Linked DNA regions of Homo sapiens: region 2 is linked to region 1. The links are chromatin contacts, found by Hi-C or POLR2A ChIA-PET in ENCODE. All regions are on one chromosome and are shown on one strand. Each heading gives the region's core, a stretch centred on a gene start or an enhancer-like site at or near the end of the contact. The rest is flanking DNA. Distances are from core to core; before and after follow the strand shown. Region 1 overlaps ITGB3 (integrin subunit beta 3). Region 2 has its middle 15 kb from the start of TBX21.

Region 1 (5,265 bases), core at 2,528-5,027:
CCACTGAGAGTCCTGAGATGAAGATTGGAGGAAGGTACGGGATATTTCAATTGTCACTGCCAGGAATATATCTAGCAGTTTTTCAGCCCTGAGCAAAAGTAGAGGAAACCTCTCACACCCCTCACCACCTCCCCTCCACCACCACAAACACCAACACATACCTAGTAAGTTCAAGATTGCAGGAAAAAGGCCCAGAGTGCAATCTTTAGCTCCTGGGGAGTGGATTAGGGGAGACTCTTTCCTGATTGGGGACTGTATCCAATGCTAGCACAGGCTGGCTACCTGGGGCACCCACCATCACAGGGCCCACTCCAGGAAGCCCGAAGGCACAGTCACCTGATAGAGATTGACTACATTTTCAGTCACTGCAAAGATCAAATTGATGTTTTTCTGGGATAGCTTCTCAGTCATCAGCCCCAAAGAGGGATAATCCTAGGAAAATGAAGGATGTAGAGGTTAATGACGTCTCATGTACATCTCTAGGGTCTAAAGCTTAGAACTTATCTTGCTTGGGCTGTGGCTCAGAGTGTGGTGGTGCTTAAACCATTTCACTTCATGCTGAAAGTGAGACAAGAGCCTGGGCAACATAGCAAGACCCCATCTCTACAAAAAAATTTTTTTTATTTGCCAGATGTGGTGGTAAGTGCCTATAGTCCTAGCTACTGGGGAGGCTGAGGCAGGATCACTTCAGCCCAGGAGTTGGAGGTTACAGTGAGCTATGATTGCACCACTGCACTCCAGCCTGGGCAGCAGAGCAAGACTCTGTCTCTAAAAAAAAAAGGGGGGTGACAGTGAGATAAGAAGGGTAAGTAGCACAGAAGTCTACTTGTGAACTCCAGGGATAGACGAAGAGGTACAGGCCAGTGGTGTCAAAACTAAGCACCTCTTTCTTCCTGCTTGAATTTAATGCACTAATACTATGGAGCTGCTTCCGTGCACAAGGGACTGGGTTAGGCCTCTGTTTTGGAACTACTGACAAATGCCTTGGCCTGGCCCTCGTGATCCTCCACCGTGTGGTCTCAGTCTTTCTTTCCAAATATTGCTCACCTCTCTCCCTCTTCCACTCAGCAGTGATCTGGCCCACTGTCTCCCACCTGGAGTGGCCTTCTTGTTGGTAATCCTCCTCCTTTCTTAGGGCCTAGCTTAGCCCCCACCTTCTTCAGGAGACTTCCTTGGCCATCCCAGCTCATGATGACCTTTCCTCCCTTGGATACGTATAGCCACATTGGCTGTGCCACACCCATTTGGCACTAATCATGCATCTTGTGTTATTGTAAATATATATATCCTTTCTCCTCAAGTAGACCAAAAACTCCCCAAGGATAGAACCATACATAGTCTTGTTACCTCCCTCAGCCCCTGGCCCAGTGCCTTGCATAGATTAGGGGTCAAATGTTGCTGACTCATTGTCTGGTAGTGCTTGACTTGGATATGGCTGACACCAAGGAACTCAAGGACACTGTGCGGGGGCGGTGGTGAATCGTGAACATGTCCATGGGATCCTAGACCTTGCAGGGAGCTCATTAGATCCTCAGCTCAGTCTCCTGCCTTTACACAGGTACACCTTTAAGTCACCTAGATGAGGAAGTTGCTATATTGTCCTTAGGAGACGAAGAGTTCACACCTGCCCCAGATACCTAGAGCATTACAGCACATTTCTCTTATGGCTTATAGTAATTTCTCCTGATTCAATTTAAATATTTTCCTCTTGTTTAACCTTCTATGGCCATATAAAACAACTTATAAGAAGTTTTCTCATGTATAAGCTAAATCATCCTTTAGCCTTCTTTCTTTCAAGCTAAATGACTCTGGCCCTTTAATCTTTCCTCGTAGGACCTGTTCACCATGCCTTTTATGTTCTTTCCCCTCTTTCTCTCTCTCTCTCTCTCTCTCTCTCTCTCTCTCTTTCTAAGAGAAGGGGTCTCCACTAGGAGCAATGGCTCACACCTGTAATCCCAGCACTTTGGGAGGCTTAAGAGGGCAGATTGCTTAAGCCAAGGAGTTTGAGACCAGCCTGGGCAACATAGAAAGACCCTGTTTTCAAAAATTAGCTGGGCATGGTAGTGCATGCCTGTGGTCCCAGCTATTCAGGAGACTGAGGTGGTGAAGCTTGTGAGCCAAGATTGCACTACTGCACTCCAGCTGGGCAACAAAGCAAGACTCTGTATCAAAAAAAAAAAAAAAAAAAAAAAAAAAAAAAAGCAGGGGTGGTTCTTGCTCTGTCACTCAGGCTGGAGTGTAGTGGCAAGATCACAGCTCACTGCAGCCTCAGACTACTGGGCTCAAGAGATCTTTCTGCCTCAGCCCCACAAGTAGCTGGGACCATAGGCACAAACCACAACACTCAACGAATTTTTGCATTTTCTTGTAGAGGCAGGGTCTCACTATATTTCCCAAGCTGGTTTCAAACTCCTGGACTCACGTGATCCTCCCACCTCAGCCTCCCAAAGTGCTGAGATTACAGGCATGAGCCATCATATGCCTGGCCAATCTTTCTCTTTTTTTTCCTCTGTCTTCTTCCAATAACCACAAGTTAGTATGGTATTCCAAGAAAGGGCTAATCAGAGTGGAGAGGAAGACCTGCTTTCCAGCTGGGTTGTAAAAATCCTTTGGGTCCATTCTGGATCCCATGATGCTGCTGCTATGCTGGTGACAGTGAAGGCAGTGATAACACCACAATCAGGGACATCTCTAATGGTTATATAGGTTGTATGCTGGATGACGGTGTCCAGTTGGTAAGGGATAGGGGCAAGCTGGAACCGAGCCCTGCACCCTGCCCAGAAGGAGGGGCTGCCATTTTCATATTCACACAGACTCTGCCTAGATTAGGGCAACCCTCACAATCATGAATAGAAACCATAGGTGGTGCCAGAGATCTCACCATGGTAGTGGAGGCAGAGTAATGATTGTCACTACCAACATGACACTGCCCGTCATTAGGCTGGACAATGCCTGCCAGCCTTCCGTCCAATGCTATATGAGTCTTGGCATCAGTGGTAAACACCAGCAAGTGGGATGCATCATTCCTCCAGCCAATCTTTTCCTGTTAAAAGAAAACAAAAAACAAAGGCAGAGGAGACAAAACAAATTCAGCCATGTCACTGGTAGAGAACAGAGACCCAAGGTGCTCCCTGGCTAAAGGGCTGGACAGCTTATTTTTCTTCAAAACAAGGGTCTCAGTCCCAGTCCTTGGAACCGAAGCTGAAGCTTTCCAGTTCAGGAGTTTCATTCTCTTCAGAAAACAGTCTCATAGCTGATTAGTTCAAGCAGCTGAATGAGATCTTCTTAAACTCCAAACTTAACTCTTCTAATGACAGTCACATTGCTCATCTAGAAACTGACGTGCATCCACAGAGCTGATCTGGGCTAGAAGAAATCTCATCTGAACATCTGCCTACTTTGCTGAGGTTAAGTTAACTCAGCCTTAACTCTGAAGTAACTCTGAAGATGGGAAGATGCTCTCCCCTGGGAACATCTGAGACCACTGAGGTTCAAAGAAATGTCAGCTCAGGCCAGGGAGTGGATCTAAGCCAAGGCTGAATATCAGGAGCAACTTACTACTCATAACTGCAGGAAGCCCTGCTTAGTTCTCATCTCATTTTACACCAGAAATCCCCAGAGTTCAGTCACTTCCTTTCCCATTTTGATCTATGCCAGCCACACCTGGCACTCCAAGTCCTCCAAACTCACATCACAGACTGTAGCCTGCATGATGGCATCAAAGCCACCCTCTGGGGCATCTCGGTTCCGTGACACACTCTGCTTCTTCACTTCCTCATTGAAGCGGGTCACCTGGTCAGTTAGCGTCAGCACGTGTTTGTAGCCAAACATGGGCAAGCAGGTGGTCTTCATACTGGGGAGGGATGGGAGATAATTTAAGCAGACACCTTCATGGAAAAGGCAGCATGGGAATTGGGAGGAAAGAGAGGGGACAAATATAGATAGTGGTATGCCAAGGCCAGTTCCATACAACCACAGTTACCCAGACAGTTCAGACTCCAAAATCCTCAAATTATCTGAAGCTCCCCATCAACATTACCCCCATCCAGCTAACCTAGAAGATAAGAGATTGAGCTGGAAACAAGACTCCCTGAGCTTAGATCCCAGGTGCCCTCTGTACTAGTCATGGGACCTTTGGCAAGCCTCTCAATCCAACCTATGAAAGAGGGGCCAGGATAGCACATATCCCATAAGAGTTGTGAGACTTAAGTAAGTTCATACACACAAAGCACTTAGACCAGAGCGAGGCTCGAGTTGCTATTACTATCACCTTATACTTAACACTTTCCTAAAGTAACAATAAAGCAAAAGTCCATCAGTAAGTTAAGGTCCCTGAACCATCAATAAATTGATAGATCATGCAAGACAGGAGCATTTCTGCCCCCAGTCAAAATAGTGTGTTTAATTAATAGCTGATGTCTTGCCTGGGAACCTTACAACCCAGATAGAAGGTTGAATGCCACATCATATAACTTCAAAACTTTTTCTTTTTTTTTTAGAGACAGTTGTGCTCCATTGTCCAGGTTGGAGTGCAGTGGCACAATCATGGCTCACTGCAGCCTCAACCTCCCAGGCTCAATCAATCCTCCCACCTCAGCCTCCCTGTAGTCCTGGGGACTGCAGGCATGCGCCATCACACATAGCTAATTTTTTTGTAATTTTTGTAGAGATGGGGGTCTCACTATGTTGCCTAGGCTGAACTCAAACTCCTAGGCTCAAGTGATCCTCCCATCTTGGCCTCCCAAAGTGCTGGGATTACAGAAGTGAGTCACCCCACCTGGCCGTAACTTTGAAAACTAAAAAGTAAATTCACACCTTTTCAGGCTCAGCAACCAGCATTGTAAGTTATTCTAATACATGGATTTGCACAGTCTCCACCGATTAAATAAATAAGCCATTCAGTTTTAAGCCAAAGTGTCAAACAGAGGCACAAGTTATCCATTTACAGACTATAAAAGTGTCCAACAAATGTCATTTCCACTCTTTTATATTCCTTAGCACTTCATTTCTTCTGTTTTCACCCTGCAGGATGCACGGCCTTGATGAAGACAATAATGCCAACAATGGAATCGATCCTTCTGTAATCGTAATTTCTCGGTTTCCTTATCCATAAATTTCTTTCTACTTTTGACGTCATTTCCCTCCCATTCTCTCTTGCCTTCTATTTATTTGTTACCAAGACTGAGAAGCTGATGAATTTTCTTTCTAGGTTCTCCAAACAGCCTTAGGCTCCATTGACACAACACTCCAGATCCACAAGCTAGC
Region 2 (5,386 bases), core at 1,286-3,785, 430 kb before region 1:
TCCCCGGACTGGAAAATCAGGCTCATGCCTCTGCCGAGAGTCAGTGCTTCCCCTCCTTCCCCTCACCATCTCGCTTTCCCCTAAAGGGAGGTGTTTCCTCGAAGCAGGGAAAAGTCAAGGGGGCAGAGACCTCACCAGCCACCGGGAGGCGGCACTCGGTAGGCACGGGCACGGGGTGGGGGTGGGGCGACCCTGCCTTCCTCTCCCTTCCCCCTCCACCCCTCCAGCCCAGCTCCCCGGCCATGCTCTTCCAGACGGCTGCATGTGTGCGTGTGCACACACACTTAAAACACGTGTGTGGTTGGTATGTAGGGGGGCCCTCTAGCCCCCCGAGGGAGAGGGCGGGTGGAGGAGGGAAGGAAGGTGTCATGCCTCTGATGTGCCTATCAGTGACACAAACTTTTTCCACACGTATGTTCTTCACACGTTCTGGGTCTGCACGTGCTCATCATGCCTCCCGAGTCACATGTCTGATCGGCGTCCCGCTCCCCCGCTTGGCATTGATCCCTGGGTATTAAGCGGATTCCCTCCGCCTCCCTGTGAGGAGACCCGCCCACCTCGGGAGGGAAGGGTTGGGAATTCAGGAGTCTCTGAGGATACCGGCACCTCCCTCTCAGAAAACTGGCTCCTCCTCCCAGCAGAGGACCCTCGGCCTGGTGGGGGCAGGTCACAGACGTGCCATGCAGACCCTCAACCTTCCCATCTGTTTGAGGGCTCAAAGAGATATCAAAACTCCACCCCTAGACCCTGGATGTAGGTGGGAGAGTTTGGGGAGGGTCTCACCCCTTGGGGAAATTGAACCCAGCCGGGGAGTGGTTAGGAAGGTCTAGGTCAGCAATCAGAAGAACTCACGTGCACCTCGCTGTCAGGGGTGGGGGGAGTATGAGGGAGCCTAAACAGAAAGTGAGCAGGACAGAGGGAGAAAGAAAGAGAGGGAAAGAGAGAAACTGAGACCACGGGCAGTCACAAAGAGAGAGGAGGGCAGCGCTGGATGTGGGCAGGACCTTCTGGATAGCCGGGCAGTGTGGTGAGGGGGCCTGCGGGTCTACAAAGTGGTTGCCTTTTCCCTTTCTTCTCTAGCATCACAGATACGCGAAAGGTCAGTGCTGAGATAATCCAAGCCTTTCATCTCAAGGAGAAATCGAGTCAGAGCAAGACGGCTCAGAGCCACTAAAAGGGAATACAGAACCCTGTAGAGCCCACCCTCCTGCCTCCCAGGTTGTGAATTTTCTAACCCCATGGGGAATCAGGAGGACCCAGCACCTGGGATGTTCAGCACAGCAGGGGCAGTTCCAGCACTCTCTGCAGCTCAAGCAGCTGGGCTGCCTAGCTGGTGCCCAGGCCCTGCCAAGGGGACCCATGATACCCAGTCCCACTAGCAGCATCAGCAGCTTAGCTACCCCGAGAACTGGGACCAGAAGAGGCATGTTGAAAGGAGACTCTTTTGATGACCCAGGCGTCCTCCACCCCAACCCCTCCCCACTCCAAGCTGCTGGGTGTGCAAGCCCAGGGATACTGCTACCTCCACCTTGGTGACCCCCCAGCTCCTGAACCCACAGACATTGCGAGACACAGTGCGCGCAGGCCCTGCCACTTGGGAACTCAGACCCTAGCAAAAGCCTCCAAAGAAAACAATGTTCTGTCTTGGCCTCTGACTCCCCTGAAAATCTGGGGGGCTAATGGGAGGGACTTTTAACCCCCTTAGTCATCCTAGGAAGCCAAGCTGAATAGCAGTGACTGATAGTCACCCGACCACAAGCCAATTTTGCGGTTTCAGTTGTTTTCAGAAGGAGCAGCAAAGCAGTGGCAGGAGGCCCTGGGCAGAGGAGTGGGCTGACTCCCGGACCCCAGCCCCTGCCCAGAGCACTCTGCCCTAGCACGACCCAGCCCAAGGCTCAGCAAGACCCAGAACTGCACCCACTTTACAGATTCACACAGACAGGGTTTGCAACAACCAGAAACAGCCTTCTGTATCCCCTCCATGTACCCCTGGCTACTTTACTGGCAAGGCTGGCTGCTTTCTGCATCCACGATGAGCCCTTTTGCTTTGCTTTTCTCTTTTGTTTTCCTTCATTTCCCCTCCTTTCTTCTTTCATATCATTTCACTTCCTTTCTCTTTCCCTCTTTCATTTTTCTTTCCTTCCCTCTTTTCTTCCTTTCCTTTCTCTTCCTTCCTTATTCCCTCCTCTCTCTCTCCTTCTCTCTCTGCCCCTGCCCCATTACATGTGTGCCTGGCAGGAATAATCTAGGAGTCACAACCAAGAGCAGAGGCCCCTGAGTCCCCCAGGTATACTCCCGAACCACATCTGTCACCTCCCTCATGAGCTACAGGGAAAGAGATCAAGATTAGCTCTAAGGGAAGCTTCCTGCTGAGTGGAGTTTGGAGTAATCTCAGAAATATAGAATGCCAAAATGTCAGAGCCGTGATGGAAATTAAACCACCTAGTCCACTGAGGAACAGAAGCACTGAGAAACCGCACAGTGTTCACAGAGTGCGGCTAGAACCAGAGGTGCTCACTCTCAGAACAGGCTCTAAACGGCTTCCTTCGCTACCCTGCAAGCTGAGAATTCCCTCCCCTTCTCACAATTTTCAGTGTAAACCAGACCCCTTGTCCTCATGACCAGACAGAAGAAGAAAGTAAAGAGGAATGGACTTGGCTCAAGGATGTGGATACAGGTCAGTGGCAGCCCAGGCACAGACAGCTACAGCATTTTGGTAACATATGGCATTGCCGTGTCCTCTTCCTCCAGGAAGCCTACTAGAATTAGGAATGAGCCTGTCACCCTCCACACCTGGTGGCCTCAGCCATGGCAGAGAGAGAAAGGATGAACGAGATGTGCCTGAGTACCAGCCACAGCTCACAGCCCTGAGTGACAGAGAGGAAGGAGGAGGAATGAGAGGGGCAGGAAGTGGGGTCCAGACAGGAGTGGGGAGGTGCGTGAAGCTAGGGAAGGGGAGGCACTCCCACGGGGAAAAAAGCTGCCCTGATGAGTCACTGCTGCCCAGGTGCAGCCCTCCTTGGGGCTGCCCAGCTGCGTTTTAAGTTTTATCATGTGATTTCTATGAAGGATAATGGAGTGGTGGGCTGGAGCTGGCTCATGCCAGCTCTCAAGAGCCAATTATGAGTATCTCTTCCCAGTGCTCAGTGCTGAGGTAGCTTACATTGGAGAGCTGGTTGTTAAACATTTGCCAGCACACCACTGGATAATGAGGTCAGCTTCAGAGCCAGGAGTGTACGCGTCTGCATATGGGTGTGGGATTTCCATGCATGTGTTAGTGTGCACTATTCCTCGGTTCCTGTGGCACGTGGGACACACCTGTGTGGCACTGTGATCCTGGCTGTGTGTGTTGGGAGGAGTGTGTCCCTGCACGTGGGTGTCCCTGGAAGCCTGGTAGGTGGGGAAGGGATGAGCATGGAACTGGGTCGGTCCGTGTGCTTTGTGTATCTGGGGTGATGTGACAGGGTGAGTCTGGAGGGTGGTGTGGTGACAATGCAACTGCTTGACCATCCGTGGGAAGGAGACCCACCTGTGCCCACTGTGGGGGACTAGGGCAGCACCTGAGATCAGAGACACACACCTCTGAGCTCAGAGGACGCAGGGAGTCCTGAGACCCTGTGCGAAGTCTCACCTCTGCACTGCTTCTGTCCTCAGGCACAACCATTTGCCAGTCTGGGAAGGAGTGGAGTGTCCAGGTGGGCATAGGGCTCTCTGATCCCTCATGTGAGTTGTGTGTGTGTGCTGGGCACACACAGAGGCCAGCACCAGGGGGCACTGTCCTCTCCCTTCCCCCTCACCCATGCAGGGGTGAACTATTTCTTTCACACCATCTCCTGATCCTCCCCCTCACCTCCCATCCACAGTGTGCTTTTGCTGTCTGTGGGGAGAAGGGAGAGTTCGGCTCCTGCAACACCCACAAGGCCAAGGGCCCCATGAAAGGGGAGGGGCAAGATCATTATTCAGTCAGCCTGGCCACCTTCTCACCTCTGGGCTGGAGGCCTGGCATGGGCATCCCTTCAAAGTGACATGGTCCCCTGCCTCTCGCCTCATTGGCTGCCTCCAGCTGCTCTACCCCAGGGGACTTGGCTCCACTGTTGCATTGACCTTTGAGGCTCCAAATGAGGTTTCATCTCAGTCTCCCCACCAAGAAGTCCTGCAGGCCTCTTGCTCAAGGGAGGAACGGGTAGAAGGACCAGAGCCGTTTCTTCCCACCCCCTCTCTGCCCTGGCCCATAAGGCCAGAAGAAGAAAAGCAGGAAGACAGGACAGGTGAGAGGAGGTGCGGAGAGGTAGCCTTTCCTCCCTGTACTCTTCCACCTCAGATCCCTCAACGCAGGCTGTGGCCTGGGGACATGTGTGTTCTCACGCCTGGACCCACCCTCATCCCTCCTGCCTGGAGCCTTCTGCCACCCACTCCCCACCCGCAGTGGGTCTCTCTGTTCATCTCTCTGCCTCTGTTCCCAAGGCCAGGCCAAGCTCCCAGATCCCTCTAGGGATCTGCTGTGGGGAACATCCAGGGGACAGGATCCCTCAGTTCTTCTTTGGAAATGTGTCCGCAGGAAGTTCTTCCTAAAGTTTAACCGAAGGTTCCTTCTACTGCAGCCAGTGCCCAGCACCTCCCAGGCTGGAAGTTGGGTCTTCTTCCCACTCCAGCCAATGCTCTCCTTCAGGTGAAGCTGGATCAGGTGGAGAAACAACCCAGCTCCAAAAAAGAAAACAAAAGTCTTTGTTCATCCCCTACCCTCCCTGCCCACCCCTGTCCCCAGCCACCACAGAAACCCACAGGGCATTGGAGCCTTCATCCCAAAATGAGTCAGGGCCCTTCAGAGGGTTGAACTGGGGTGCAAGAATTTCCCTTCATGCCAAGCAAGGGTTCTATCTAATAGCAATCTCCACCCAGCCTCCTTGGGCCAAGGAGCAGGTCAGCCTCCCCATTGGGAGGGGTCCAACCACCTGTGGAAGCTCGGCTGGCCTGGATGCGCCTTTCGCCCTGGCCTCCTCTAACACCAAATTTCACTCCCCCTGCTTGACACTAAGGGAGGATCTGCGCAGAGTGCCTAAGTGTGGAGTTGGGTGCAAGAAGTACTCAGGCCTGCTGAACCGGGCTCCGTGCCTGCCTCACAGTCTGCCCTCCACACCCACCTTCCAAGGAAGCAACGGAAATAGAAACTTCCCCCTAGGTCTGAGGCCCCAGGGACCCTCACAGGGTACCAAGAGGCCAGCTCCAAATCTCCTGGCTCGTTCTTTCCACCCTCACACTCAAGGGAACAAGAAGACTTTCCCAGAGAGGAAGGAAGTGCTTAGGTGTCCCAGGGCCAAAGAAGATGCCTAGGAGGGCAGCAGTAGCCCAGCTGACCCCATGGAGAGCCTGCTCCCCCACCCCTGCC

The links. A loop is a pair of places that touch in the nucleus more often than their neighbours do. ChIA-PET counts read pairs that join two places held with the same protein, here RNA polymerase II (POLR2A). Pooled maps may share reads with other maps.
Region 2: a map with no recorded cell type shows a loop between it and region 1 (4-fold over the local background). The contact joins two enhancer-like sites. A Hi-C loop is called at or near these places in 1 of 37 single-sample maps with no recorded cell type and 2 of 50 pooled maps. POLR2A ChIA-PET finds 5 or more read pairs at or near these places in 1 of 52 experiments (WTC11).

The regions. Positions count from the first base shown.
Region 1 is chr17:47,284,848-47,290,112 of GRCh38, reverse strand. It overlaps ITGB3 (integrin subunit beta 3), which reads right to left. Exons shown (of 15, transcript NM_000212.3): 5 at 3,691-3,853; 6 at 2,882-3,043; 7 at 337-432. Among named protein-coding and RNA genes, the nearest start is that of ITGB3, 34 kb to the right of the region's middle. RefSeq lists enhancers at 1,276-1,570, 2,964-3,013, 3,424-3,713, 3,804-3,853. Within about 2 kb of position 3,777, at least 3 of the 41 ENCODE cell types and tissues checked have a DNase peak (open chromatin) inside an H3K27ac peak, as active enhancers do.
Region 2 is chr17:47,715,985-47,721,370 of GRCh38, reverse strand. No RefSeq gene overlaps it. Among named protein-coding and RNA genes, the nearest start is that of TBX21, 15 kb to the left of the region's middle. Within about 2 kb of position 2,535, at least 2 of the 41 ENCODE cell types and tissues checked have a DNase peak (open chromatin) inside an H3K27ac peak, as active enhancers do.